2 separate regions of the Homo sapiens genome follow, and region 2 is linked to region 1. Evidence: read pairs that join two places in POLR2A ChIA-PET (ENCODE). Cell type or tissue: PC-9. All regions are shown on one strand. Links, peaks and the distances in the headings refer to the core of each region. The heading gives the core; the rest is flanking DNA.

Evidence for each region. Peaks named below come from ENCODE experiments on the same cell type or tissue, not always from the same donor. Only the 100,000 strongest peaks of a DNase experiment are listed, where the experiment ranks them.
Region 2: POLR2A ChIA-PET joins it to region 1 with 5 read pairs; 3 of 35 experiments call an interaction of 5 or more read pairs at or near these places.

The regions. Positions count from the first base shown.
Region 1 is chr20:31,701,486-31,717,371 of GRCh38, reverse strand. All of the region lies in intron 2 of BCL2L1 (BCL2 like 1), which reads left to right. It overlaps BCL2L1-AS1 (BCL2L1 antisense RNA 1), which reads right to left. Exons shown (of 4, transcript NR_187576.1): 4 at 528-751. Among named protein-coding and RNA genes, the nearest start is that of BCL2L1, 13 kb to the left of the region's middle. RefSeq lists enhancers at 3,752-4,046, 4,073-4,600, 11,158-11,237, 11,288-11,387, 11,398-11,447. In PC-9, for the core only: no CTCF peak of the experiment used is centred there; DNase peaks (open chromatin) are centred at 3,881 and 4,511; H3K4me3 peaks cover 3,721 bases; H3K27ac peaks cover 4,000 bases.
Region 2 is chr20:31,777,902-31,793,787 of GRCh38, reverse strand. TPX2 (TPX2 microtubule nucleation factor) reads right to left here. Exons shown (of 18, transcript NM_012112.5): 10 at 14,804-14,975; 11 at 11,398-11,539; 12 at 9,867-10,083; 13 at 958-1,053. Among named protein-coding and RNA genes, the nearest start is that of MYLK2, 34 kb to the left of the region's middle. RefSeq lists enhancers at 5,033-5,532, 7,669-8,168. In PC-9, for the core only: no CTCF peak of the experiment used is centred there; no DNase peak of the experiment used is centred there.

The DNA.
Region 1 (15,886 bases), core at 2,110-6,109:
AGGGTTTTCTTGACTTTTGTATGGGTGTCCCCAGATTTGTTTGGGCTGCATGAAACAGCAGTTGTTATCTCTGTCCCTTCCCCCAGCAGATATCTGTCCTGAGGCCAGTGGGCTTGAGCGTCCTCCTCTGTGTCCAGTCTCCCTGGTTTTGCCAGTGCCCTCAGCCTTCCATCATGGGGCTTTCTTGAAGCAACTGTGGTTTTGCCTGAGTTTAATGTGGATAGACATAGGGGTAATTCCCAGTGTACTGCTTTTCTACGGAAGTATAATCTCCTACTGCCTTAATTAAGCAGAGGCCCTGTCCCCACCCAACCTCCAACCTAATTCCACAGAGTCCTCCCTAAGGACTCCCTCTTTTTTCTTTGAAGGAGTCACTCTACTCCTGGATCCTCTTCTCTTCTGCCCCTCTATCCGACAGTCTGTCTTCCTTGTTCCCAGTTGGCAGACCTGAGTCAGGCAATCCCACTGGGTCTTTTTGTTTAGCCTGGGGAAGAGAAGACCCAGGAGAATATCACCAGCTTCAGATATCTGAAGGAAGAGGGACTGAGTCTTTTTTTATTGGTGTGGTACCTGGCAAAACTTGGATAAATGAAAAGAAGTTAACAGTTGGTAGAGCTTAAATTATGTGCAGAGAAGACATTTCTAACAGATTTACTCTGTCCTAGATTTAGGAGCTCCTCAGGGTGGAGGCCACATCTTGTCCATGCTTGTTTCCTCAGCACTGAGCAGAGGCCTTGGGCATAGCAGATACCTAATTGAAGAGAAACCCACTAAATTTCTGAAGAAACAGACCCTTGTCAAGCCAGAATAACAATAATGGGAGTGGCTATTTACCTAATAATTCATTCGTTGAGTCAAACAATGTTTATTGAGCTCCTACTGTGTACCATACTGGGAGTATGGCAGTAAACAAAAGTAAGCAAAACTAAGTTTCTGTCCTCATGGAGCTCACATTCCAATGAGGAGTGACAGGCAATAAATATATAATTACATGTTTATATCAGATGATTGTACATGCTATGAAGAAAATAAAGCAGGTTGGGGCATAGGGCATGTCTAGCAAGGGAGGGTGGGGCTGCAGTTTTAAAAGAGTGATCAAAGAAGGTGTAAGGGAGAAAAAAATGGCTTTCCTCTACCCTTCTAGGTCCTTTGGCTGGGCTGAGAATTAAATTGACATAGACAGATTAACTGGAGGAAAAATAATTAATTACATAGTTGTACACAGGAATCCTACAAAATATGAGGCTCAAAGAAGGGTCAGATAATTGAAGCTTATATAGCATCCTGAGCTACAGAAAAGAATATGGGGCTTGGGACTTCTGTTAGGGGCTTGAGTGGCAGCAACCCAAGTTATGGCAGGGTGAGGGAAAGAATTGGTGGTGGCGTGTGTCTGTGGTCCCAGATACTGTTGAGGGGGTGTACTGAGGTGGGAGGATCACTTGAGCCTGGGAGGTGGAGGTTGCAGTGAGCCGAGATCAAGCCACTGCGCTCCAACCTGGGTGACAGAGCAAGACCCTGTCTCAAAAAATAAAAATAAAAAGTCTCTCTGGTAATAAAATTTGTCTGGAGCAGCCCTCTTCCTAATACAGATACCTTTACTAGTGTAGATTTCCTTTTTAGATGTGAATTTCTTTTACAAAAGGACAGCTTTTCAGAGCTACTCTTATGTCTGCAGTTTCTCAGAATAACCAGTTCAAAATATGCCAAAGAAGTATATTTTTGGGGTGGCATATTGTTTTCCTACAGTCATATTTTGGGATGGTATGTCCTGAGTCCCAACAAAAGTATTACCTAAATTTATTTGAGCCAAGCGCTAAATGAGGTAAGGAGGTGGATGATGTAGGTACCCTACAGCAAAGGGTGTTTAAAGCAGAGGGAATGGACTCAGGAGGGAGCATGCTTGACATTTTCAAGGATGAGCAAGAAGGTCAATGTGGCTGGAGAAGAAACAGCAAAGGGGAAAAGGGTAGAAGGTGGGGAGGGAATGGTTGAGGAGGAGGATGGAGAAGTAGGTGGGGGCCAGATCGCATACAGCATTACAGACCATGATGAGGATTTGGCTTTGGTGGAATGGTCTGTATTCCTTTTTTTTTTTTTTTTGAGACAGAGTCTTTCTCTGTCTCCCAGACTGGAGTGCAGTGGCACGATCTCTGCTCACTGCAAGCTGCACCTCCTGGGTTCACGCCATTCTCCTGCCTCAGCCTCCCAAGTAGCTGGGACTGCAGGTGCCCGCCACCACACCCGGCTAATTTTTGGTATTTTTAGTAGACGGGGTTTCACCATGTTAGTCAGGATGGTCTCGATCTCCTGACCTCGTGATCCGCCCGCCTCAGCCTCCTAAAGTGCTGGAATTACAGGCGTGAGCCACCGTGCCAGGCCTGGTCTGTATTCTTAAGGGTGGCAACAGGGAGCCCAGTGAAGAGGCTGGTGCAATTGCCAGGTGAAAAAGAATAGTGGCTTGGACCTAGAGGTGGAGGTGTAGTGAGACGGGGACTGGAGAATAAGACCAGGCTTGCACATGGTATATTGATGGGTCCAGCCATCCTGGAAACCATATTTTTCAACTACTTGGAGGTCCTAGAATCAAAGTTAAGTAAGATAGATGTTCTTTGGGAATAGTTCTCTCCAAATGTGATATTCTGATGAATGGTCCTCTTCCACTCCAACAGTATTTCTGTCTGAGTAAATGAAATTTGTCTGAGTTCAGTTCCCAACTCATCCGTGTCTACCTATGCAAGCTCCTTTTACCTCTCTGAATCTTGGGACAAATAATAATACCTGCCTCACAGGGGGCGATGGTAAAGACACAGTGAGGTATACCTGAGATGCATAAAGACTGGAGCCATGTTGGTATCATTATTCTTATTATCTTTCCACAGAACGCATGTCAGAGACCCATTCACGGAATCTTGAGCATCCACTCTCCTTTTTCTAAATACCATAGTGACCCATCAGCACATCTCAGAGCAGGCCCTTGCAGCATTTCTGTTGTAGTAGGAGCTCCACAGTGTTTGTGTGCAATGGTGGTGTAAGCACTGGTCTTGGAGTTGGAATCCCAGTTCTACTCTCAGTCTCACCTTGGCCAAGTCACTTCACCCCCAGTCCCCAGTTTCCCTTTATGCAAGATGGAGGGTTTGAAGTAGGCAATAAAGGAATGCTGGTTCTCTCTATCCTTAGGCCTTGTGGCGGATTCCACCATTACAGCATATTTCACATTAGTTATATTTTAAAATGGCTCTCTCCTGTTGACAGATATGTCAGCACCTTAACTAAACCCAGTGTCAAGGCAGGCTAGTTTATCACTGAGCCCACAATAGTGCTACCCTATATTTATGTAACACCTTACAGCTTCCAAAGCACTTTCAGATCCACCTTGCCTTTTTGATCCTTATAACCACCCAGAGAGGTGAGCAGGAAGGATGACATCTCCGTTTCAAAGGAGAGAAATCAGGTGAGAAAGATGAATTGACTTGCCCAAGGTTACATCAGGAGGAAGAGGCAGTTTTTGGACTTTCAAATTGGAACTTGACTACTAGCTTGCTGTGTGACCTTGGGCAAGTCTTTTAACTTGTAAATGGCTATAGTAATGCCACCTTTTTCTGAAGATTGGGTGAATTAATTCATTCTTTTAAGGCTTTCATATCATCCTAGGGCTCTTCACTCACATCATCTGGCTTCTCTTTTTTTACATATTGATTTTTGAAATTGTGGTTTTGTATAAAGAAACTGCCTTTGGGACCGTCTGCTATTTGGTTTCATCCCTGATGAGACTCTCGGGCCAAGCTTGAGCCTTACAGTGAACTCTGAGCCACACAGCTTTTTGGGCAGCCTCCAGTGCTCCCCTCGGAACTGGAGGTTTTTCTCCAGCTCTTCAGGAAATGCCATTGCGATGACTTCCATGGACTGCTTCCTGTCCCAGCCCTGCCGGCAAGAGTGTGGAAACTGGAAAGCAATGTCCCTAGAGGTCCGCCCCCCAAAAACTACTTTTTTTGGACGTGTCCCTGCCTTTCCTCTTGTCCATTACTTTCTTTGCTCCCTACCCTTTCCTCCTTCACCTGGCTTCTGCCTCCAGCTGTGATCATCCCTTCAAGATTTAGAAAATGCCTTTCTACTTGGTTCTGCCAGGCCATTACCCCCTACCCTAGGCTAGGCTGTGAGGGAGGTCAGTTAGAATTCCTGGGTTCTCTCCTTGGCTCCATCACGCATTAGCAGTTTCAGTCCTGGACTTCCCCTGGAGATGCATTAAACCTGTTGCTTGCGGTGCCCTGTGTCATCCATTAACCCTGAGTTCCCCTAGGAGATTCCACCCCACCCCTGCATAGGATGGGATTCTTAAGAGATAACTTGAGGTTTGGCACATATAAATCCTGCCTCTTGGAAATTGATGATAAAGGGTGGAGTGAAACAGAGCCTGCCTTCCCCTCCCCCAGTCACCTTTGAGGAGGAAGCTAGAAGGTTGAAAACCTTGTTGGACAATCATCTGAGGAATGGGAGCTGGCCTGGGAGGGGATTGGAACGCACTCAACTATGCCTCAGATCCTTTGTTCCTCTCTTGAAAGGGAAACATTCCCCTCCCTCCTCCCTGGCCACACACACATACACACGTGCCTTTGTTCCCCCGAGTCAGGCAGGGATAGGAACATAGTGTCCCTTCCAAGGAGCCTGACTCGCTTCCCTAGAGACTGGCCTCCTGGTCAGTGGGACTGGGATATTTGCTCAGGAGCCCCCAGCCTCGTGTCCTTTCCATAGAGTCTTCGAGGCTAAAAACTTGCCTACAAACAGCTGCTGAGACTTCTCTGTAATTATTTCATGGGACACCCATGTCCCAGGATAAACAGTCCCTCCCTCTTACTCCAGTTGGTGATTAATATTATTGTTAACATTACTATTAATAGTATCTAACACTTATTGAGTGCTTACTCTATGCCAGCCATTGTTCAAAGTGCTTTACATGTATTAATAGATTTCATTCTCACAGCAGCACTCTGAAGTAGGTTCTTTTATCCCTGTTTCACACATGAGGAAACTGAGGTACAGAGAGGTTAAGCAATTTATGCAAAGTAGCACAGTTAGTAAGAGGCAAAGCCTGGGAGGGTAGCTTCCAACCTCCCCCTTTTAAACGCTCCACTGTGTTCCCTCGTCCAGTGCGCTATTGTCTAGGTGACTGCTGGCATTAATCCAGTGCTCACTATGTGACAGCCTTTAGTGACGCTGTTTTTGTTACTATCCCAACAACCTTATCGTTATAGGCACTGAGATTTGGGAGGGCTTATAGTTAGCCAGAGGCAGAGTCAGCATTTGAAACCAGGTCTCTCTTACTCTGAAGCCTGTCCTTTTTATCTCCAGTCCTTAAAAATCTTGCAAAGTAGGTGTTGTTACCTTCATTTTATGGTTGAGAAAATTGAGGCTCAGAGAAAAGTGATATACCCAGAGCTTCACAGGCTAGTACCAAGAAGAGCTGGGATTCACACTCTACTGTCTTAGTAGTCTGTATTGTCATGATTATTCTTTTTATGTGCATGATAATACTTTCAATTTACCAAACTCCTTTTATAAGTTATTTCCCAGTGAAGTAGGAGAGGTGGGTATGTTCAGCCCTGTTTCCAGAGGGGAAACTAAGATAAGGGGTCTTGTCCCACAGTAAATGGCAGCATCAGACTTAGAATTCATGTTCTGGCTTTTAACACAGTATTATCAATACTGTCTGCCTCTCCTAAAGCTGGATGTGTGGCTTGGAGCTGTCCTTGGAGTTTCATTTCTTTTGTTAAATCAGCAAATATTGACAAATGCTTTGTAATGTGCTAAATGCTAGTGATACTGTGGATATTGTGGTAACTGAGACTGAGTCCCATCCCTCAATGGTCTGTTTCCATACTCCACACCTTGGGTCTTGCTGGTGTCCCTCTGCCATCTGAATCAGTCTACATGTGCCATCCATCCTTCTCCTCAGCTGCCAGACACACCAGGCAAGATTCATTATAGTTGATATGTATTAATCACCTTCAACACATACACAGACAAAACTCTGGCCTCACATTTGAGACAGCTTGACTCCTTGCTGGTGGCATAACACAAAGCAAATCAGCTTCAAATTCTCATCCATAAGCCTGAGAGAATAATGCCAAGCCACCAGAGTAAGTGAGGCATGAATGAGAAAGTGAAATGTAAGTGTGTTTTTTGGTAATAATAACAGATACTATGGGTTGAGTAGTTACTTGCTCTGTGCCAGGTGCTGTGTTTATCCCCTCAATATAATCATCTTACTTGGTTCTCACAAATGCTCTCCTGTGAAGATGGAGAATCTAGGGTTCAGAGAGGCTCCCTAATGTGTCCACAGTAACAGATCTTCTAAGAGGCAGAGCTGGGTCTTATACTCAGATGTGTCTGATGCAAAAGCCTATAAGCGTCATTGCTTCTTACAAGCCCAGACTGGCTTATTTTACCCTGACTACCTGGCTCAGGGCCCGCGGTTGGGTGAGGACTCAGCCAGGGCCTGCTCAATGAACATGAAGGGTTATTATTAGATACAGGTTAGGCTACAAAAAAAGTTTCTGCCCCTAAGGAAGCAAACTCATTTGAAGCAGTAGGAATAGACCTCAAACACTTGGTGAATGGCTTGAGGCAAACTGTGCCAAACCTGTAGAGTAAACACCAAAAGTGGAAGAAGTTGAGCCCACCTGACTGCATTGCTGGGCCCTGGGCCTCTGCCAAATGGGCCAGCTTCCACCATCAGCTACCCAGTTGATTACTGGGCCCAGAGGCCTCCACCCTCAGCCTGTATCATCAACCTGCACCCTTTCCCTAGCCAACTGCATTGCCAATCCAGACTGTCTTCTGCATCAACAGTGGAAAGGGTTAGGAAGGAGAGAGGTCACTGACAGCTTAAATAATCATAGCTTTCTCAGCACCGTAGCTTTGTACAATTTCCACTGAGGCCTCAGTTTCCCGGTCTGTAAATGGAGATAATACTAATCTCTTAATGAAGATGATAGTAATCTCTTCCTTATAGGCTTGCTGTTTTTCCTCTGCCTGTATCACTCATCCTATGGATCTGATCAGGGCTCTCTCTCTTCTTATCATTCAGGTATCAACTCAGATATCACCTCCCTAGAGGTCGCCATGTTTACATGTTTACCATCTGTCTCCTGTAGTAAAACATAAGCTCTCGGAGTACACGGGCTTTATCCTGTCTTTCATCCCCAGCATCTAGCAGAGTGCTTGGTACATAGGAGGCACTTAGCAAATATTTGTTGAATAAGTGACTGTGTAGACCACCTCACACGGTGTCTGATATACTCAGTCAATGTTAGGCATTGTTATGTCTTAGGAAGATGTGGACCATGATGGGTTTAAATAGGTGAAAAGAATGTAACAAGAGCAGGCTGTGGCTGGGCGTGGTGGCTCACACCTGTAACCTCAGCACTTTGGGAGACTGAGGCAGGTGGATCACTTGAGATCAGGAGTTCGAGGCTGGCCTGGCCAATATGACAAAACCTTGTCTCTTCTTTTTTTTTTTTTTTTTTTTTTTTTTGAGATGGAGTCTTGCTCTTGCTCAGTTGCCCAGGCTGGAGTGCAGTGGCACGATCTCGGCTCACTGCAAGCTCCGCCTCCCAGGTTGACGCCATTCTCCTGCCTCAGCCTCCCGGGTAGCTGGGACTACAGGTGCCCGCCACCAGGCCCGGCTAATTTTTTTTGTATTTTTAGTAGAGACGGGGTTTCACCGTGTTAGCCAGGATGGTCTCGATCTCCTGACCTCGTGATCCACCCGCCTCAGCCTCCCAAAGCACTGGGATTACAGGCATGAGCCACCGCACCCGGCTCGTCTCTTCTAAAAATACAAAAATTAGCAGGGTGTGGTGGCGGGCGCCTGTAATCCCAGCTACTTGGGAGGCTGAGTCAGGAGAATCACTTGAGGCCGGGAAATGGAGGTTGCAGTGAGCTGAAATCATGCCATTGCACTCCAGCTTGGGCGACAGAGGGAGACTCTGCCACACACACACACACCAAAAAGATCAGGCTAGTTACACACGCGTGCACGCGCGCACACACACACACGAGCAGGCCAGACGGGTAAGAACCACCCAGACAGAACTGGAGGGTGGAGTATGTATGAAGCATTTGAGAGATCATGAGGAGGCAGACTGGCTAGAGCCAAAGATGGTCTGTGTCAGCAATAAAGTTGGTCAGGGAAGAAACCAGGTGGCTGATGACAGAGGCCTCTGGACAGAGGGATGGTTGATGGTAGAGGTGGGCCTAATGGGGAGAGGCCCAGAGCACCTGTGGGATGCAGTTAGGTCTCAGTAACCCCTAAGAAAAAGAATCTCTTGCCAGCCAGGGCTCAGCAGGCAGAGCTGCAGGGAGAGAAAAGCCAGAGGCACCTGCAACCTGCAGATCAGGTAAGCTGCCCTGGTTGTTATTTTGGGACTCAGGGCCAGGTGCAGATTCAAAGGATTGATTGAAGCCTTTTGGCAACTCTGGCCTCAGCAGGGTAAACATCACCTGTCTCCTGCCACCTGCAGTGACAATGCCAGGAAGGGTACCCTAGGTAGGCCCAAAGGGGCCTAACTTTCTTGCTGCCCTGGTGGAGCAAGAAATATCTTCTAGGAGAGGCCAATCCTTCCCTGCCCCACAGCTCCTTCTCTGCAAAGCTCAGGTGGCAATCAGGTACCTCCTGCCCAAGAGGCCCCCATGGTTCTGGCCTAAGGAAGGCAGGGCGGGGCATTGGGAGCCGTTGACAGCTGGGCTCAGCTGGGGGGAGGGGTCAGTTTGGGAGCAGGTGCAGATTTCAGGGAGGGTGGGGCCTAAAGGGAAGTAGGGATCTTGGTAGGCTGCAAAATTTTCCTCCCCATCCCCCAGCCACAGCTGGCTTCTCCAGGAACCTGATGACCTAGTTACAATGCTTAGAAATTGTCAGCTTAGCTTGCAGTTCAGGGCTTTGCCAGTCTCTCCTCTCTGAGGCTTCTTGGGTCCAAAAGGTACCTTGGCATTTCCCCAAGGGGGTTCCATGTGAATGACATACACTGTATCACATGTACAGGCTTCTTGCCCAGGGGAGGAAAGAGCCAGTAAGGCTGCTGCTTCTTCCCTTGTGTGTGCCCCCCAACCCCAGGGAGAAAATACTCCCATGCCCTTGCCCCCTTCTGTTTCTCTCTAGAGGGTTGGTGAGTGACAAATGGGAAGTCACAAACTTCTTCCCTTGAGGGTCAACAAAGAGGGCCAGACCCTTGTTGCCCTAAGGATAGATTGAGCACACCTAACCATTCTTTCCTTACCTCCCCATCTCAGTGTGATGTTAAAACCTGATGGAAAGAGGTTAGGAAGACTCTTCTGGGGGCTCTGGAGGCCCCCCACTCTCTCAGGCAGCAGCTGCTCCTGGTATTCCTGGTGTCTGCCTTGCCTCCTTGGGAGAAATTCCATCGTTGTTAAGAGTCAGGTACGAAATTTGACAAACCGTTGTTGAGTTGGTGAGTCTCACTTGCTTAATAGTTATCCTTGGCAAATACTTAATCTTTCCCAGCCTTAGTTTCCTCATGTATGGAAAAGAGGTAACAATATACAGTGCTTTTCTTTTTTCCTTTTTTTTTTTTTTTTTTGAGACAGAGTTTCGCTCTTGTTGCCCAGGCTGGAGTGCAATGGTGCCACCTCGGCTCACCACAACCTTCGCCTCCCAGGTTCAAGTGATTCTCCTGCCTCAGCCTCCCGAGTAGCTGGGATTACAGGCATGCGCCACCACGCCCAGCTAATTTTGTTTTTTTAGTAGAGACGGGGTTTCTCCATGTTGATCAGGCTGGTCTCGAACTCCTGACCTCAGGTGATCTGTCCGCCTCAGCCTCCCAAACTGCTAGGATTACAGGTGTGAGCCACCATGCCCGGCCTACAGCGCTTTTCTTGAAACACTCTTGAGAGCATGAAAATAGTTGAAAAGATACATGGAGCACTTACCAAGGAGCCCAGCATATAGTAATTACTTAGTATAACAAGCTACTATTATTACTGTTATTGTCACATTGCAATCACTGGTAAACAAATTGTTGTCATTGCTATTGGATCTACTCTCCAGGAGTGAACTTTCAGGCTGACAGAATATGTGGATATCTTTGGACCAAGAGTTTAGAGATTTTAAGGTACCTGAAGCTTGGGGCCTTGGCTCACAACCTTGTCCCCTACCTCCTCTACAAGGCCCAAGTCATACCTTGTACACAGTAGAGGTTTGGCCAGTGTTGTTGACTAGGCGTTTGGCAATGGGGCATATTTTGTTTTATCTTCCCAGGGTCCTCCTTGTTTGTTGACTGAGTGGAAGACTTAATGAGTTAAGTATTTAAAGTGGGTAGGAGCATGCCTGGCACACAGTAGGTGCTTGACATGGGTTTGAATGATTAAACATGGCATTGTGGGAACTCTGGAGTTTTTCCAGGATGGCCCCACTCACTCCTTGTTTGCTCTGTGGCCTCAAGCCTCTTGCCCAAGCTCTGCCTGTTGCCTCATATGTTGAAGAAAGATAACACCCGCCTTGCCTCCCTCATGGGCTAGCAGGGAGGCCCAAAGAGATGATAGATGAAAAAGCACTTTGAGAACTATAAATATTTGGTCTTGTTGCTACTCCTTGACTAAAGTCACAGCCATAGCTGTGTCATTCATTCATTCATTCAGTCAACAAGCATTTTTTGAGTAGAAGCAATATCTTATCACTTAACTGGCTTCATGAATTTGGACAAGTTACTTCCCTCTGTAAACCTGAAGATCTATAAAGTGGAAGTAATACTCATTTCAGAGGGTTGTTGGGAGAAAGACTAAACGAGGTGCTCTGAGCTTACTGAGGATAAAAACTATGTCTTATTCACTCTTAACAGCTACTGCTGGGCCTAGTACTTGGTGGCTGAGTGTTTAGTGACTGGATTAACAAACATTCCTAATAATTAATGGTACATGTAAAGTGCACTTACACATTGCCTAGTGCAGAGTAAAAGCTCAGCAAATGCTGAGTCTTTCCCTTTTCTCTATGAGGCTTGAGGTGCCTTGATTTAGCCATGGGTTGCCTTCTGCAGTCAAAGTACCAGGCAAGGCCAGACTCTGAATATGACTCAGATGGGAAGTAGAAGTGAGTATTAATGCCTGGCTCCAGGTTGTCCTTACCTGCCTACGCTGGACTTCAGTGCGGGAGTTCTGAACTATCGAGGATCAGTGCTGCTTAAACATAAAATCCAGTGTACTATGGTTCTCACCCCATGCTTATCTCTGATCCAGAACAACTGCCTCTTGTTCTACCCACTCTCCATCTGCTACTCAGAAGAATTTCCCCTTGCTCACAGCACCCATGTTCAGTTGGAGCCCTAGGGGTTACCATGTCAGGGAAGTCCCAGGGAGTCACTCAGAAATAGCCTTTGGGGCAAGGTCCAGAGAAGGAGCCCAATTCTAAGGCTCAGTGTCTCCTGGGACTGGGTCAAGCAGCAGGTGCATACATGAGACCCAGGGCTGGTGGCTGAGTGATGAAACTGAGAGATGTGTAGGGCCAGACAAGAAGTCAACCTAGAGGAAACTGCCTGCTTGTTCATGCAGGTGTTTGGACACCTGGGGGAACTTTCTGGGTCTGATTTAGTGGTGCTAGTGTAGGTTCCATATTAGTATCCCAAGCCCCAGTGAGGGAAACCTTTGGGACTCCCAAGCAAAGCCTGTAGTTGGCACCCAGCACCTTTAAACCCTTCTCAGATCCCTTTAGGGTGAAAGAGAGGCCCCCTCCTCTGGGTTCTACAGCATCTACAGCTGGAAACTCCAGGGACAATGACATAATAACCATAGCTCCCTTTATAAAGTCTCTGCTGTGTGTTAGGCACTGTGCTGGGGCTCTTTATGAAAAGGGGATCATTTTGTTAATTGGAAGTATGGGCTCTGGAATCAGACAGAGTTGAGTTTGAATCTGGTCTCTATTACATATCAGCTGTTAGATTTTGGGTGCATTCCTTTCCATTTCTGAGCCTCAGTCCCCCTATCTGAAAAATGGGGATAATAATAATACTTCATAGGGTTTTTGTAAGGATTTAAGAGCCTTTTGTAAGAATGTATGTAAGATCATATGGTGCAGGTATTAAGGTAATTTTAGTAATATTTAACAATGAGCACTTGCACTTAAGTGTTTTATATGAGATAGTTCATTGAATTCTCAAAATAGTACCACTCAGGTAGGTTCTCTTATTATTCCTATAGAGAAGTTAAGAAAGTTGTTCAAAGATGCACAGCGAGTAAGTGGTAAAACCATGATTTGAACCCAGGTAGTCTGGCTCCAAAGCCAACTTGTCCTACCTGGATAAGGAAGGCCCTAGTAAATGTTGCTGTTATAACTATTGTATCCAGCATTGTAGTTGTCTGTAGTTTTTGGTCTATCCACTGAATTCTGAGCTCAGTGAAGACTAGAAACCCATTTAATCACCTTGCACCCCCAGAGACCAACATAATACTCATAAAACTCATTAATATTTGCTTAATGGCTGAGAATATTCTCTTTCTTTAGTAATCAATCAGTAACTCTTTATCGACCAGTTCCTGTAGGCTAGCTTTGAACTAAATCCTAGGAGGAATGCAAAGTACAGCTATGCCTGTGTAAACGGAAGATTGGGTGTGTGCGTTGGGGGGGTGCATTCCAGAGAGCACTGTGTCATTGGCAGAAACTTCCACACAGGAGGCAGAAACAATACAGGTGGTTTGAGGATGTTTTCCAAGATGGGATTCCCACCCCTCCCTGAGGGAGTCACTTCCTCCATCTCCTGCAGAACAAGGTGACACAGATTCCCTACTCCGGCCAAGGGCAAGGAACCACTCTAAGCTCTTCAGTCACTCTAATCCAGAAACTGTGTCTTTATGGCTCAGGCAACCAGTTCATGGCAGCCTAGAATGACAGGGAAAAAGCTGGGAAGGGACCTTAGAAAATCACTCTTGCCCAATACTCCAGCCAAAGTGGTCTTTTAAAAACCAAGTTCAGGCTGGGCGCGGTGGCTCATGCCTGTAATCTCAGCACTTTGGGAGGCCGAGGTGGGTGGATCATCAGGTCGGGAGTTCAAGACCAGCCTGGCTAAGGTGGTGGAAACCCCGTCTCTGCTAAAAATACAAAAATTAGCCGGGTGTGGTGCACGCCTGTAATCCCAGCTACTCAGGAGGCTGAGGCAGAAGAATCGCTTGAACCTGGGAGGCATAGGTTGCAGTGAGCTGAGATCGCGCCACTGCACTCCAGCCTAGGTGACAGGGAGAGACTCCGTCTCAAAAAAAAAAAAAAAAAGGTTTAGGGCCGGGTGCAGTGGCTCATGCCTGTAATCCCAGCACTTTGGGAGGCCAAGCCGAGTGGATCAACTAAGGTCAGGAGTTCGATACCAGCCTGACCAATATGGCGAAACCCCGTCTCTACTAAAATTACAAAAATTAGCCAGGTGTGGTGGCGTGGGCCTATAGTCCCGGCTACTTGGGAGGCTGAGGCAGGAGAATCGCTTGAACCTGGGAGGCAGAGGTTGCAATGAGCCAAGATCGCACCACTGCACTCCAGCCTGGGTGACAGAGCAATACTCGTCTCAAAAAAAAAAAAAAAACAAGTTCAGGGCTGGGCTCAGTGGCTCATGCCTATAATCCCAGCACTTTGGGAGGCCAAGACAGGCGAATCACCTGAGATCAGGAGTTCCAGACCAGCCTGGCCAACACAGTGAAACCCCATCTCTACTGAAAATAAAAAAATTAGCCGGGTGTGGTGGTGCATGACTGTATTCTCAGCTACTCGGGAGGCTGAGGCAGGAGAATCACTTGAACCCAGGAGGCGGAGGTTGCAGTGAGCCGAGATTGCACCACTGCACGCCAGCCTGGGCAACAGAGTGAGACTCTTGTCTCAAAAAAAAAAAAAAACAACCACCAAGTTTAGGCCAGGCATGGTGGCTCACACCTGTAATCCCAGCATTTTGGGAGGCCAAAGCAGGTGGATCACCTGAGGTCAGGAGTTCGAGACCAGCCTGGCCAACATGATGCAACCCCGTCTCTACTAAAAATACAAAAAATTAGCCAGGAGCAGTGGCTCACATCTGTAATCCCAGCACATTGGGACACCAAGGCGGGTGATCACCTGAGGTAATGAGTTCGAGACCAGCCTGACCAACGTGGTAAAACCCCATCTCTACTAAAAATACAAAATTAGCCGGGCATGGTGGCTCATGCCTGTGATGCCAGCTACCTGGGAGGCTGAGGCAGGAGAATCACTTGAACCCAGGAGGTGGAGGTTGCAGTGAGCCAAGATTGCACCATTGCACTCCAGCCTGGGCAACAAGAGCAAAACTCTGTCTCAAAAAATTTAATAAAATAAAAACCAAGTTCAGATCTTATTGCATTTTTGTTTACAACCCTCCAAGTGGTCTTCCACTGTAGTTAGAATAAAACCCAGACTTTTTTTTTTTTTTTTGAGATGGAGTCTTGCCCTGTCGCCCAGGCTGGAGTGCAGTAAGTGTCATTTCGGCTCACTGCAACCTCCGCCTCCCGGGTTCAAGCGGTTCTCCTGCCTCAAACTCCTGAGTAGCTGGGATTAAAGGTGCCCACTGGCCGGGCACGATGGCTCACCCCTGTAATCCCAGCACTTTGGGAGGCTGAGGCGGGTGGATCACCTGAGGTTGGGGGTTCGAGACCAGCCTGACCAACATGGAGAAACCCGTCTCTACTAAAAATACAAAATTAGCCAGGCTTGGTGGCACATGCCTGTAATCTCAGCTACTCAGGAGGCTGAGGCAGGAGAATCACTTGAACCTGGGAGGCGGAGGTTGTGTTGAGCCAAGATCGCACCATTGCACTCCACCCTGGGCAACAAGAGCAAAACTCCATCTCAAAAAATAAAAATAAAAAAATAAAGGCACCTGCCATCACGCCCAGCTAATTTTTGTATTTTTAGTAGAGATGGGGTTTCACCATGATGTCCAGGCTGGTCTCGAACTCCTGACCTCGTGATCTGCCCACCTCAGCCTCCCAAAGTGCTGGGATTACAGGTGTGATCCACTGCACCCAGCAAAACCCAGACTTCTTACCAACCTCTGAGGCCTGTGTGATCTGGTCCTGGCTGCCCCTCCATCATTCTGTCTCTCCCTTACTCCACTCAAGCCGCATGGGTTCCTTGCTGCTTCTGGATCCTGGCATAACTTCTTCCTGCCCAAGGGCCTTTGTAGTTGCTCTTTTCTCTGCCTGAAATGTTCTGCCCCTAGTATTTCCTTTCTGAGGCCTACATTTGGTTCAGCTTGCTGGTCACCTCCTCTGAGAGACTTTCCTTGACCTTCAGTTTAAAGTAGCCATGCTATTTCTAAATCCCTCTCCAGTCTTCTTGTAGTTTTGTCATAGCAACAGCCTCTACCTGGAATTTTCTTTTTGTTTGTGTACTTGTTTTTGTCTGTCTCTTCTATTAGAATATAAGCCCCATGATTATAGGGCGTTTGGTTTGTTCATCATTGTATCTCCAGTGTCTGCAGCTGTTCTTTGCAGGTAGTAAACATTCAGTGAATACTTTTTGAATAAATTATTAAACAAATGAACAAAACCTAAGACATGAAAAAACTGAGGCCCAGAGAAGAGAAGCTAATGAGAATTAATAGTGTTCTTTCATCCTACTTTTGAATGCTCATTAAGTGCCAAGCACTGTATTCAGTGATTTACATGCATTATTTTTGCCACTTATTCTTAATTGTTATAATGAGTTGTTTGGAACATCATTTTTTATATATACCACTGTACCACTTAAAAGAAAACTGGACCAATCTTATTTTTTATTGGAACCTTGCTCTGTTTTACAAAGAGTTGGAAGCAACTTAGGAAAATTCATACAACCAAAAGGATAATGTAGCTAAGGGAGTCGGGTGAAAGGAAAATATGGGTAAGAAGACGA
Region 2 (15,886 bases), core at 6,539-10,538, 72 kb before region 1:
GTGGAGTCAGAAGACATTATATTAATATGTGGCATTAATTAAAACAAAATTAAAGGAAGTCTTAGCTTCCTTTTCTATCCAAGAAGGATGATGACTTAGGTAAGTCATCTACCACCAAGGGCTAACACAATTACTCTTAAAAGATCTAGTTTTCCACAGGAATGTTGTAAAAACTAAATAAGATCTAACATTATGAATAAAATGAACATCAGAAGATCGGTCCCAACCAAGCATATACCTTAGTCTCTTCTTTGACCCAGCCTCTAGACTTCATTAAAACATGTGACTGGGACTTAATGGTTGCCAAACCCAGAATAGGATTGCCAAACCCAAGTTGTTTGGGTTCAAGCTGGTAACACAAGATTACTGCGTATTTTAGTTTCAAATGAACCTATAAAAAGGCTTATGCTTGCAATCTGCTATAAAATTACCCTAACTCTGGATATTTATAGATAAAATGGGAGATGTAACAAGAAACTGGCCTGACCAATGACAGTTTATATATTACAATTCCATAAACGATCACCACAGTCACCTTTGCAACTCCTCTGGGTTAACGGAGATAGGACAAGGTGGATGTAATTGCTTAGTATGAATTTTCAAAGTCCATCACTGAATAGTGACAATCTAAGGCAAAATAAAGTGCAACTTTTGATCCATGTTACAAAGAGCAGCTGATTTTCAATGCTACAGCAGACAAGCCTCCAATGCTTAACTGCTCCTTACTGTTTCCATAAATTGTAACTAGTTATCACTAAGAGCAGAAAATTCATACCCTTACCAATTACTTTGTTCTTGGAGGAACAAAAAAAATGAACAAATGTTCATACCCATTCTTAAAGACAAGTCCAAAAAAGAGTGGTTGCCTTTGAACTCCATTAAGATTAATAAATGATAAGGCTTAGATTGACTGACTATATAGAAGGAAAAAGAACCCCCCTACTCCCAGGGAATCACCTCATCTTCTTTGGTGGGCATTCGAATTCTGTTCTTCAATGCAAAGGCTGGTGACTTGGGGACGGTGATTGGAAGTACCTTCTTTTCAGGAACACCCTGAAAGGAGTAAGCAACTCAATTAGATATCACAAAATGATCTCCACTAAGCTGTATGAGAAGATTAAATCCTTTTTTCCCCTTTGGGTAGAGACAGGGTCTCACTATGTTGCCCAGCTGGTCTCAAACTCCTGGGCTCAGGCAATCTTCCTGCCTTGGCCTCGCAAAGTGCTGGGATTACAGGTGTGAGCCACTGCACATGGCCTAGAATGATATTTTTGAGTTTTTAAAATATAATTAATCTAAGCACAGAAAATAAAAGAACATAAAAGGGAAAGAACACCAAATTGTCAACTCTCATATCTCTTTGAGGGTGAATTAAGAGAGAAATTTAATTTTCTACATCTCATAATCCTTTTATTTGTTTGTTTGTTTTGAGACAGAGTCTCACCCTGTTGCCCAGGCTGGAGTGCAATGGGGCAATCTCGGCTCACTGTAACCTCTGCCTCCTGGGCTCAAGTGATCCTCCCACCTCAGCCTCCTGAGTAGCTGGGACTACAAGCGCGCACCACTTTGCCCAGCTAATCATTTTTTGTAGAGATGGGTCTCAAATTCCTGGCCTCAAGCAATCTCCTGCCTTGGCCTCCCAAAGTGTGAGGATTACGGACGTGAACCACTGTACCCAGCCTTATATCTCATAATTCCAACACATTCAACTACCCTGAAGATTTTTCCTTAATGATTTTAAAACACTGCTAACATTTCAAATCGTTGTGGAATAAATGACATGTATCATATTGTGCACATAATTTAAAACTAACACATTTTAGAGAGTTGTTCCACAGCATTTTTTGATTCACACAGAGTTTATATTCTATCACAAATCTGGCAATTAATCCTAACTGCAAAATGGTATCTCTTGGCTGCTGTTTTGAATGAAGTGTACGGCCAGATCGATTAAGAACAAAACAAAACCTCAGTAATTTCTTGTTACACTCGTGTCCACATCCTGCCCCCATCAGCTCTCTATTCTGCTCTTCCCTAAAGTTTCATTGCCAGACCTACTTCAGCTATTGCCTGTGCCATTCTGCTAGTCTCCTAACAGTCTTTCAGCTCCACAACTCATTCCTCCAATTCATTGTCTGCATGTAGTCCACATTATTACTCTAAAACACATTTGATCACATTACTTCCTGACTTAAAATTCTTTAGGCCAGGTGCAGTGGCTCATGTCTGTAATCCCAGCACTTTGGGAGGCAGAGGTGGGTGGATCACGAGGTCAGGAGATCGAGACTATCCTGGCTAACACGGTGAAACCCCGTCTCTACTAAAAATACAAAAAAATTAGCCGGGCATGGTGGCGGGTGCCTGTAGTCCCAGCTACTCGGGAGGCTGAGGCAGGAGACTGGCGTGAACCCAGGAGGCGGAGCTTGCAGTGAGCCAAGATCGCACCACTGCACTCCAGCCTGGGCGACAGAGCAAGACTCCGTCTCAAAGAAAAAAAAATTAATTCTTTAATGGCTCCTATTGCTTACCTACAACAGCATAACAAATTCCTTTTCGTGAAACACAAGGCACTTGCTTGAATCTCACTCATAAATATCGCCTTCATGGCCTCCTTAGTAGTAGCATTAATCTGGTACCCTCCTGACTCTCCCGCCTTACCTCTCACCCCTCCTTACATATCACGTTGCAACCACAACGAACTACTGATCGCTCCCCAAATGGTTCCTATCTCATTACCTTTGCTTGTGCTTTCTCTGTCTGAAATGCCCCGGCTGCTTGAAAGCACCCAATTCATCTTTTCAAGCCTCCACTTTTATAAAGCCTTTCCTCTTTTATAAAGCCTTTCAATAGATCTCTCCACTCCCAGGACCTACAGAACTGACCCCTTTATCCCATTGTATATGGTTTTATCACAGTCCATACAAAACTTAATTGCACTTATTTATTTAGATGTTCATTTCCCCCTGCTAGCCTGAGTGCTTCGAGGATGGAGACTATTTTACTCCATCAGACCCAAGTACCTAACATAGACCTTGGCAAGTATAAAGCACTCAGTAAATGTTTGTTGAATGAATGCAGTAAGAATGAATGAACACATGAGTAACAGAATTTATACCTTGGACTCTAGGAGGATACCTTGGGAGCCTTCTCCTTAATCCCAACAATGCTGCAACCGTTCGAAACATGTTTGGAATGTCTTTCTTGGAGTGGCTTTCAAAGGCACTTTCTGGACCATGCAAGACAGTTGCTCAATCTTTACTATTCATTTAACAAATAGTTTACACCTCTATTATCTTGGACTACTCAGAAGTTTTAGTTCCAAATAACCTTAGACTAGATCCTAAAAGCAAATTAATGTTTAAAATACACGTGAAGATTTGTCATCCTGGGAGGGATCCCAAAGGCTCATCTCAGGATTCAAGATGCATGGCTTTTCCAAAATGCTTTTTGCAGTATCACAATCATTGGAAGGGATTTACAGTCTCTCAAGGTGACCACTGAGAATGCTCATTCTGCTGTGAAATTTCTTATATGTTTTCTAAAGAATGCTAGAATCATTAGCATAGTGAAATCCAATATAGCAGATCTTGTATTCAGAGTGACAAAACTCCAAGAAATGGGTTGTCAAATGATGTTTACCATAAAACAGCAACAACAACAAAATCTGCTCTTCTATAGACATGTGGACACTAGCATCTTGCTTGAATGCACCAGGGGCAAGTGGAAGAGAGACAAATAGTGAGCAAGAAGCCACGGGTCTGTCTGTTCCAGCCCAGCTCTGCTTCCAATCTGTATAACCTTAAACACATCAGATATCCTTCTAGGCCTTGGGGTTTTTTAATAAAATAAAGTAATTGAAATAAGTAATTGAGGATTCATTTAGTTCTGAAATAATTCCCTCTCTCTGCATTCACCCAACAGAAATGTCTGCATTTTAAAAGAGAAGCAAGGGAAACCTCTAATAAGTAGGCCATGAAGGAGATATGTATGAGTGAGCTCAATCTCTTAATTAGTTGGGGGAGAGGAAAAGATGATTTATGAAAATCATCTTTGCAGCAACTATCCACTCACACCCCAGCCCCCCTTCCATCAAAGTTAACTAGGGGCTCGATTAGAAATAATGAAAAGAAAATTGGGTTTACAGAAACAAAGAAAGTTTTTTTTTGTTTTTTTTTGTTTTTGCTATTTTAAGTTTTTTAAATTATAAGCTCCTTGAGGACTGGAATATTGTCATTTGCATTCTTTTGTCTTCCCATATCACCTACTAGAAGACCCCGTAGTAACTGTTCAATGAACATATGTTGGTTAATATTACCATATTTACTCATTTACACATCTATATGCTCTACCAGACTATGAAAGCTTTGAGGACAAGGGCCGTGTCTTATACCATCTTTGAATTCCTAGTGTCTAGGTGCATGTCAGCTTCTACTATTACTCACTCAGTTATCCGATATCAGAGTGCTTGTGCTGTGGTGGTCACTATGCTAGGGGCTAGGGATACAGAGTGAATAATATAGATACACACGGTCCCTGTTCTCAGGGAGCTCACATTCTAATGGAGGAAAGAGACAATGAAGATTTAACAAATTAAATACTTCCAAATTTTCACAAGTGCTCTAAAGAAACCCAGCAGAATATGGAGCTAATGGTTATTAGAGGGATGCTCCCTCAATGAAGGGGAAGGTATCTCTAAAGAGGTGATATGTGGTTAGAATGGGGCAATGTGGGTGGATAAATGATGCATTTAGGAAAAGCAGCCAGGACTGGGGATGGGAATGGGGAGGTGAATACCTCTCCCTAAGACAGGATGTGCCCCCCAAGTACCCTGGGACAGGATCTCAGGCCTGTCCCAGGGCAGTTAGGAAACTACTCTGAAGCAATGTTATTTTGGGAAGTATATATATTTTAAAAAAGCCTGCTGCCCTCCCCAAGTCATCCCTAAAGTATCTCTGCTAAAATTACTCACTGGTCTCACTGACACCACATCCACCTCCGTGGTGCCCCGGCTGCCCAATAGAGGTCAGCACCAAGTTCACATTTCACACCCTCGTGCTCAAGGCTTTGTCACTCCACCTCTGCCCCAGGAGTCCTTTTCTCATTTCTGCCTCACTTGGGCCCACTGCTGCCCAAGCCCATCTTTCATCAACTCTATTTATTGTCCCCCTGCCACTTATCAACCACAAGTGGAAGTGCAGAGGAAACACTGTAAGGACACACGAAACAGCTTCAGCACTGGGGGGGACGTGGATGGGGAACAAAAGCATCAGACAGACAAGCTGCATCAGGCTCTGGAAGGTGGGCTCTTAAATTCTGCTGTAAAAGTCCAACACTAGAAGTTCAAAGACTTTTTTTTTTTTTTTTTTTTTTGAGACAGAGTCTCGCTCTGTTGCCCAGGATGGAGTGCAGTGGTGCAATCTCAGCTCACTGCAACCTCCACCTCCTGGGTTCATGCAATTCTCCTGCCTCAGCCTCCTGAGTAGCTAGGAGTACAGGTGCCTGCCACCACGCCCGGCTAATTTTTTTTGTATTTAGTAGAGACAGGGTTTCACCATGTTGGGCAGGCTGGTCTCCAACTCCTGACCTCAGGTGATCAGCCCACCTTGGCTTCCCAAAGTGTTGGGATTACAGGCGTGAGCCACCGCGCCTGGCCGACTTACTCTCTTATAAATGTTTCTTTTAAATGTTTCCATAGGCAAGCTATAATCCCCTGTGAAAGGAAAATAAATCTTGGGACCCCCAAAATCAGTAAGCCAAGGAGAAAAGTCAAGCTAGGAACTTCAACATGCAAACCTGCCTCCCATTCAAAGATGAAAAAGGTACATACCTCCCTCACAATTTGCCCACTTGAAAATTCCTTGGGGGCCCCAAGTTCTTCACCCTAAAACAGTTCTGTTGAATTTCACCCTGACAATATAAATTGATAGCTTATCTTCACAGGTACAGGACAAAGGACAGAACTCAAAGTCATCCCTTGGCTCACCTGAGAAATGCGTATCTGATTGCTTCCTCTGCCCTAATTATCTTATGTAAAAATGCAGATTCACTGAACTAGATGAATGCATAAGTAACTATTCCTCTACCCCCTCTCACATGTGAACAAAGAATGCAACCATTTGCCTCTTACCTACCCATACCTTTTCAAAATCTCTTCCCCTTTCCCCACTATCCACCCTTTCCCCTTAAAATATGAAGCCCTCAAAATCATCTTTGGAGAAAGGTACAGACCTGTCTCCCAGGCATGCATCCTTAACCTTAGCAAAATAAACTTCTAAATTGATTGAGACCTGTCTCATACTTTTTGGTTTGCACCCCTTTCAAAACCTCCCTTTCTGAAAAGTGAAGCGGGTAGAAGAAAACACATCTAACATCTCTTCCTATGCTATGCTTCTCTAGAAACCAAGAGTTGAAGTCAAATCACTGGAAATTTTAGTAGGGAAACCTGCAAACAGCCAGTGTCAAACTCAGAAACCTCATTTGCCAAAATAAATATGATAACAGTAAGCATTGTAGGGTACAATAATACAGTGTTTAAGGAGATGATGGGCTCAGATTCTGGTTCTGCATACTAGATACCTCTCAGTGTTTATTCCCTTGTCTGAAAAATAGGGATAAGTATAGACTCCACCTCTTAGAAGTGTAATCAGACATAAATAAGACAATCTACATAAAGTACTCAGGACAATGTAAGCACTCAATAAAATGACAATTACTATTAATAATACCCCTGCTTACTGCGTGTCAGGCACCATACTCAGTGCTTTATCTGGGCTCCCTCTGTGATGTACCCAACAAATCTGTTTATGTAATAAGAGCCCCAGAGGATTCTGAGAACCAGCTGGATTTGGCAAACACTTCCATTCCGCAAATCGTATCAATTCGGTCACACCTTACCTAGTGCTTTGCAGATCTGTTTACACAGAATTTTCACAGGTATAACCTGGTACCCAACTACTCTAAGATCTCAACTAACTCCTAATGAACTCTGGTCACCCTTCCCTACTTACTACTTCACCCTAGCATTTCTAGAGTACACACAACTGACAAACCAATTTCCTAATCAGTGTTTTCAAAAATGTAGTTCAGCTGGGTGCAGTGGCTCACGCCTACTATCCTAGCACTTTGGGAGGCCAAGGCAGGTGGATTGCTTGAGACCACGAGCTCAAGACCAGCCTGGGCAACATGGCGAAACCCAGTCATTACTAAAAATACAAAACTTAGCTGGGCATGGTGGTGTGTGCCTGTATTCCCAGCTACTCAGGAGGCTGAGGCATGAGAATTGGTTGAACCTGGGAAGCAGAGGTTGCAGTGAGCTGAGATTACACCACTACATTTCTGCACTCTAGCCTGGGCAACAGAGTGAGATTGTCTCAAAAAAAAAAAAAAACAGTAGTTCAGGTGTGACTGATGCTATGAGAAAGGATCTTAGGTGAGGTGTAGACTGTTGTTTTTTTTTTTTTTAAATAAGCACATACTTCCTAAGAACCTTCTATTTTAAAAGGTAACCTCTATTTTTATATAACAGCATGGACCCTGGAATCATATCACCTAAGATTCGTATGCTAGCTCTGCCGCTCACTAGTTTGTGATTTTGGGCAAGTTATTTAACCTCTATGTTTCCTAACTGTAAAATGGATTAAGTACCTACAGTGCTTACCTCATAGGGTTGTTGTGAGAATTAAGTGCATTATTATATAAATGTAAAAAGCTTAGAATAAAGACCTGGCATGTAATAAGCATTATATAAGTATTAGCTATTATTGCTGTGTTATTTGTGGCAAAAGGTACTGGTTTTCCATTTACATATTTATTTAAAAGTTCCCTTTAAATTTACGTTAGGTTACAAAGTGAGTTGATTTTTAAAATAATAATATTGGTATGTAAGGTACAAGGATATAGGACAAATTGAGAGAGTGGTACATAAATAAAAACAAAAACTTAGGTAGGGGGAAAAGCTTGGAGGAAAATATGTTATTAAAAGCAAGGTGCCAGCCAGGCACGGTGGCTCACGCCTGTAATCCCAGCACTCTGGGAGGCCAAGGCGGGTGGATCACCTGAGGTCAGGAGTTCGAGACCAGCCGGGCTAACAAGGCGAAACCCCGTCTCTACTATAAATACGAAAATTAGCCAGGCGTGGTGGCATGCGCCTGTAATCCCAACTACTCGGGAGGCTAAGGTGGGAGAATCGCTTAAACCCGGGAGGCGGAGGTTGCCATGAGCCGAGATCACGCCATTGCACTCCAGCCTGGGCAACAAGAGCTAAACTCCAACTCAAAAAAAAAAAACAAAACAAAAAACCAAAAGCAAGGTGCCAAAAGAGTGTTATAGAAACCCTGAAGAAATAATTTCTCTTATCTGGGGCTCCATTATCTTGTATGTAAAACTAAACGTTGAGCCCTTCTGGCTCTACAACTCTGAGGTTTGCATATAACCTACTTTTCCCTTGTTGTATTCACAACACTGTTTCCTCAATGGGTAAAGACAAAGAAGGCACAGCCCTTGGAGATTAATCACTTGGGTGGGGGAAGATTTCTTAACAGTTTATTGTAACAGAGCTTGGCATATAGTACATATGCATCATGGCAGGGAAAAAAAAGCATCGTGAACAGAAGTCACGCAAAAAGCTCTCAATCAAAAGTAGGTATCAGGGAGGAGAACCATTTCTAAGCATAATCATGATTTTTGTAAAGCCTGGAAAATATAACTTCAAGTTGCTTCTGATTTAGTGCTAAGAAAATACAATAAACAAAACTAGGTACTCAGTCAAAGGTAATACATTGGTGCAGTTTCCCCTAAAAGCATGGTGACTCTAAAGCAAGCAAAAAGAAAGAAGATAGGAAAACAGAGTGCTTCTAGAGTTATCCCGGACCTGCATCAATCCAGGCAATCCAAACCAGTGGCGGCGGGTGAGGTCCTCATCTGCACTGAAATGTAACTAAAAGCCGCTTTCGCATTTATGCAGGTGCTTAACTCCATTGCTTATTCTCTGACTGTAGCCTTGCTTCCTGATTGCACATTTTCTCTAAACTTGTGGTTGTGAGCCTATTATCAAACTACAACTCACTTCTCTGAAACAGTTTCCAGTGGCTCTTGATAAACTTTTCTCCAGCTTAACTGACCCACTAACAGCTCCCAGTAGAAGCTTCTTGTTTCCCACCGTCAGGCTTTTTATCATGTAATTCCTACTGCCTGGAATGTTCTGCCAATCCAGTCCATTTGCATTTCTGCAAGTCAAAATTCTATCATGTAATGGAGAGGCATATAATGAGGTATTAGGATCACAGACTCTGTAGCTAGAGTGTCTGAACTCTTACTTGCTCCACCATGTACTAGCTGAGTGCTCTAGGAATACTACATAACCTCTGTGTGCCTCGGTTACCTCATCTGAAACAGGTGATAAAATAACCCACCTAAAGGGGTTGTTGTCAAAACTAATGGGCTAATATATGAAAAGGGCTTAGAGCAGTCCTGGCACACAGTAAAATTGTCAGCTATTATGACAACAATAGCAACACAATAACTATTACTACAGTACATCGTCAAGGCTCAGGTCAAATGTGCCTCTCTACAAAGCACACCCTGAACTTTCTATCTGGAAGAAACCATTTTCTCCTCTGAATTCCTATTTTAACTGTCATCTCTCTCAGAACACTTCTGTCCATTTTCTATTATTCACACATATATTGTCTCCCATACCAGACTTTGAGTTAACTAAAAGCAAAATCCACTTCCGATAAGTCTCTTTATCACCTGCAGTTCCTAATATGATGCCCTGCTCATAATATCTACCCAAACTTTTGTGTGAATGGGTGGATATCTGGTCATGAGCAGTACACTTCTGCCAGCACACATAGCCTCAACCTTACCACAACATCTTCCAAAATCTTAGTAGGGCAAGGTCTGGAATGAAATTCAAAGTGTTCATCCTCTGTTTTCTTCTTTGATTCTCGCTCCTGGATTCTTTTCTCAATTTCCAAATCAAAGCCAATAGGCTCGGTGGGTGGTTTCACAGGTGGTTTCTTGGGCAAGATGGGCCCACCTTCAAGTATTCTGGGATCAAGTTCACGTGCTTTGAATTTGTATCTGTAAGGTGAAAATTTAAATAACCACAAAAAAAATTTTAATAAAATGAAAACTTCACAAACAAAGTAAGCCAACCACAAAGAATAGTAATCATTAAGATTATGCTCCCATTGACTGGACAACAGAATAAAATAAATAAAAACGAAAAACAATGGGCCAGGCACGGTGGCTCATGCCCGTAATCCCAGCACTTTGGGAAGCCAAGGTGAGCAGATAATTTGAGGTCAGGAGTTCAAGACCAGCCTGGCCAACACAGTGAAACCCCATCTCTACTAAAAATACAAAAATTAGCTGGGCGTGGTGGTGCACACCTGTAATCCCAGCTACTAGGGAGGCTGAGGCAGGAGAATCTCTTGAACCCAGGAGGCGGAGGTTGCAGTGAGCTTAGAGGCACCACTGCACTCCAGCCTGAGCAACAAGAGCGAAACTCCATCTCAAAAAAAATAAATAAATAAAAAATAATAAAAGAATAAAAGAAGAAAGAATAAATCAGACAGTCCTAACATCCCTACCACTTAAGAATTGAGGCTTCACTTCACAGAAGAAGCTCCCCCTCCTCAAAAGAAGCACAAAAAGGAATGGAAGAAGGATACAGGAAATAAACTCCAATGCTACGAATCACACTAAGTTTCCATTTCCCTCCACTAATAATAGCTGTAACAATCCCTTGGGGAGTCACAAAAGGGTGGGATCTACCTAACTTAACCTTAGAGGGCATTCCTTAATTGAAATCCTAAGTAAGTTCTTCTACTGCAACCTCTGGATTAGATTTTGTGTGTGTGTGTGTGTGTGTGTGTGTGTGTGTGTGTGTGTGTATGTGTGTATGTGCAAGACAGTCTCGCTTTGTCACCCAAGCTGGAGTATATTGGCGTGATCTTGGCTCACTGAAGCATTGACCTCCTGGGTTCAGGCTGCCCCCTAGTAGGTGGGACTACAGACGCATGCCACCATGCCCAGCTAATTTTTTTTTGGTATTTGTTGTAGAGATGGGGTTTCACCATGTTGCCCAGGCTGGTCTCAAACTCCTGGACTCAAGTGATCCTCTTGCCTCGGCCTCCCAAGGTACTGGGATTACAGGTGTGAACCACCACACCCAGCCTGGATTCAATTTTTACCAGTTTATACTCCAGAACATCTCCATATTCCCACTATAGTCCTTAAATCATATAGGCAGGGGCGTAGCCTGCAGAGCCTACTACTCAAATGCCATAAATTTTTACGGAAAGAAAAATAGCAACTGTCACCCTAACAGAACTGAAAATAAAGTAGGCAGGTTCGTGGAACTCTTCCTCAGATACTGCCAGTGGGACTTACTGTTGCAATTTCTCGAGCTCCTCAGCCTCCAGCTCTGCTGTACTTTTGCAGGTCACAGCCCGTGCACGGTGTTTGGTTTGCAGTACAGGAGTCTGTGGGTCTCTGCAAATCTTGGTCACAGAAGATTTGGAGGGTAACAGGTCTGTAAACAGAGATGACAGATGTTCATCTAGATCCGCAAGACCCAGTTTACTTGTAAGTGGTGATTCACCTATGTAGCCCAGAGAGGGATAAACCAACCACAGAGTGGTGGGCCCACAACAGTCAGCTCAGCTTACATTGGTCAAACCAACCAACATTCAGTTACTTCTCCCCTATTCCTCTTTTATTGAGGGGTATGACTAAGGTAGCCTTTGGGTAAACTCTACTGTCATCTTCTGAACTGAAAATCCATCCATGTCTGACAGGTTCCTTATCACTGCACGGGCCTAGACTGACTTTCTTTTTTTTGAGACAGGGTCTCACTCTGTTGCCCAGGCTAGAGTGCAGGGGCATAAAGGCTCACTACAAATCCAACCTCCCTGGACTCAGGTGATCTTCCCACCTCAGCCTCCCAAGCAGCTGGGATTACAGGCATGCACCACCATGCCCAGCTAATTTTTATATTCTTTGTAGAGACAGGGTTTCACTATGTTGCCCAGGCTGGTCTTGAACTACTGGGCTCAAGCAATCCACCCACCTCAGCCTCCCAAAGTGCTGGGATTATAGGCGTTAAGCCACTGTGCCTGGCCAGGCCTATACTTTCTATTGACAATGCCAATTATTTTGCTTGTTATTAACACAAAAAATTTTTGCTTATTCCAGCTTTAAGATATAAGGCCTTCCTGGCCGGTCACAGTGGCTCACGCCTGTAATCCCAGCACTTTGGGAGGCCGAGGCAGGGGGATCACGAGGTCAGGAGATCGAGACCATCCTGGCTAACACGGTGAAATCCCGTCTCTATTAAAAATACAAAAAATTAACCGGGCGTGGTGGCAGGCGCCTGTAGTCTCAGCTACTCGGGAGGCTGAGGCAGGAGAATGGCATGAACCTGGAAGGCGGAGCATGCAGTGAGCCAAGTGAGCCAAATGAGCGCCACTGCACTCTGGCCTAGGCGACAGAGCGAGACTCTGTCTCAAAAAAAAAAAAAAAAAAAAAGATATAAGGCCTTCCTAAAGACCAAGTAAAGCCTGAACAGAATGGCTCAAACCTGTAATTCTAGCAATTTAGAAGGCCAAAGCAGGAGAACTGCTTGAGGCCAGGAGCTCAAGACCAGCCTGGGCAACATAATGAGACCCTGTCTCCTAAGAAAATATAAAAATTAGGTAAGCATGGTGGCATGCACCTATATATAGTCCCAATTACTTGGAAGGCTAAGGCAGGAGGATTGCTTGAGCCCAGGAGTTGGACACTGAAGTGAGCCATGATCACGCCACTGCACTCCAGCCTGGGTGACGGAGCAAGACCCTGTCTCTAAAAAGCAAAACAAGAAGGAAAATAAATAAATAAATAAATAACAAAAGAAGACCAAGTGAAAACTCCCAATTTTATGAAATCAATATAAAAGCATCAAGACCACATCTTACAGAAAATCAAATGGAGAAAGTTAAAAACTATGTTAAAGCATCAATATTAAGACATCACCACCACTCATTGAAAATATTAATTTACCTGGCCAGTGAAACCTTGTCAATTTTCATAACTAATATAGAATGAATCTTTCAATTTAGGTCTTGTCACATAACAGTGGTAGATCAAAACCAAATCTATTTTAGAAATAAGCCATGTTTCAAAGATACATGTAACCATTATTTAGCTGTAACTGTACAAAGTTTTAAATAAAAATTGCATAATATAATTTCTCTTTCCTTTTGCCAGGACTAGTATTCTGAAAGCAGGACATATCAGACTCTGAGTCATATATTATTTGAAAAGTTATGCTTAATATTTAAATTTCCATTAGAATAAAGAAGAATATTTCATTATTTTCATACTATAAAATCTAACAAAATCATTTTGGCCACTAGAACATAATAATAATATTAAAAAATGCTGTACTTGGCCAGGCGCAGTGGCTCACACCTGTAATCACAGCACTTTGGGAGGTTGAGGCGGGCGGATCACTTGAGGCCAGGAGTTCAAGACCAGCCTGGCCAACAGAGCAAAACTTGGTCTCTACTTAAAATCCAAAAAGTAGCTGGGCATGGTGGCACACACCTGTAATCCCAGCTACTCGGGAAGCTGAGGCACGAGAATCTCTTGCACCCAAGAGGTGGACGTTGCAGTGAGTCGAGATCGCGCCACTGCACTCCAGCCTGGGTGATGACACCCAGAACGAGACTCTGTCTCAAAAAAAATGCCTATGCAAGGATATAAAAAATTTAGAGATCCTCAAAGGTAAAACAACCACATTCTGCTTTATCCAGAATACTATCCCTATACTCCCAACAACTATTTAATACCACCTCCACCCTTCAGATTTCATCTTCCTTCTTGCAGAAATTATTTCCATAAAGATAGAAACTATTACATTAGAATCCGCTCATCTGCTCACCACCAAATCTACAAACTCCCCCAGTATTTGCACCCATTCCTCCCACTCTTCCATCCTCCTTTTAAAGAACACTCACTCCACCTGTGCTAAGTATCCCTCCAATACCTGCCTGCTCAGGGACTTAATCCATTAGTTATCTCCTCTCTCTCGTACCTTCAGCTTCTTTATCTCTGACGAGACTTCTCAACATTCAGACATGCTCTCCCTATCTCCCACCTCCTTTGACTCTTGCACCTCCCTCCTCCTCAAAATCCCCTGCCATAATTTGTAGTGACCTGTTTATCTAATGACAGTTTAAGAATGCAAAGAACTAATTAGTGTATCTCTAATGACAGAGATAAATAGGTCACTACAAATTATGGTAAAGGCTTTTGAAACTTGATGTCGAGTTTTGAAACTTGAATTAGAAACCTGATGTTGAGTAGCACCAAGTCTATTTTATTTACCTCTATATACCTAACACAGTGTGCCTGGTTAGTAGTAGTAAAAATTTTGGTGGACCACTGAATAAAAAGCACATAGCCTTGAATGAATGAAATGCCTTCATTTTCTATAGGTAACTAAATGCAATGTGACACTTTGACACATGGCAAAAAAATGTCCGTTAAGGATGTGTAATGACATCTCAGGTTACCTTAACTCATTCCCCTTGGCCAATTATTGATGAGGAGGATCAAGACGGTTGATGGGTATAAGACAGACAGCTGGGTGGTTTGAAAAATTCTGAAGGATACATTTGTTGTCTGCATAGTCACACGCCATACTTTAATTGAAAAACTAGGATTTCAGCTAAAGACAAATCTGTGCCTAAGATGTAAGCAGAGGGAATGTAGGAGAGGTTCCATCCAACTGTGATACTGGTAGGAAACTTACTAATATCATCCTTCTTGCTCCTCAAATGATATCTGTTAGGGGTTCGTTTATGGAAGTCTTCAACTTGCTGTGCAAGGGGCACATATGTAGAAACTGTTTCATCAAATGTTCTTTTCTTTCCTTGGGACAGGTTGAAAGGCTTAACAATGGTACATCCCTTAGTCACTCGGGCCTGTAAAGAGAAAAGTTGTTCCCCAAATGAAATGTCACGGAAGAGCTCACATCTACCATAAGCCACATATTCGGCACAGAGGATCAATAAAAAAGGCCTGTGTAAAACCAAGATTATTATTCTGAAGTTTGTCAGTCCTTGAGCAAGGGTTATAACTAATCTGTTCTCATTAAAAAAAATTAAAAATGGAAGAAAGGATCTAGCACTTAACAAATCTTATGTTCTGGAATAGTACATAGGTAATTTCCCCCCAACCATGTCAATGTTTTGAAGGAATCCAGAGTAAGCTATCTTAGAATTGAAGACAAAAAGCACTGCAAAGAAATCTCACCCTCAACTCCACTTTAAAAAAAAAAATTGATTGGGCCTCTGGGTATGCATCAGGTCAGGCAGCTTCCTGAATCAGTGGAATCTCTCCATACATCCCCTAAAGAGACTGATGAAGAAGCCTATTCCTATTCCTTGGACCAGTAATTTTGATAAAACTGGTCTCTAATTGGAAGCAAAACCCTTCAAGGACCTGTATCTCAAAGAAAGAAGCATAACCTCAGGGTTTAAGAATGCAAATAACTAATTTCAAAAAATGATGATACTGACTACAAATGCAAGTGGAGATTATTAGTACTAGCATTTTTACTTAACGATTATTACTGATTTTGTTGGTGCTCTGGTAACAAAACTGCATGAGATTTGACTGGTCTGCCCCAACCCTATTTTTCCTATAAGATCTGTTATATTGGCCAGGCATGATGGCTCACACTTGTAATCCCAGCACTTTGGGAGGCTGAGGCAGGTGGATCGCCTGAGGTCAGGAGTTTGAGACCAGCCTGGCTAACATGGGGATACCCTGTCTCTACAAAATACAAAAATTAGCTGGGAGTGGTGGCAGGCGCCTGTAATCTCAGCTACTT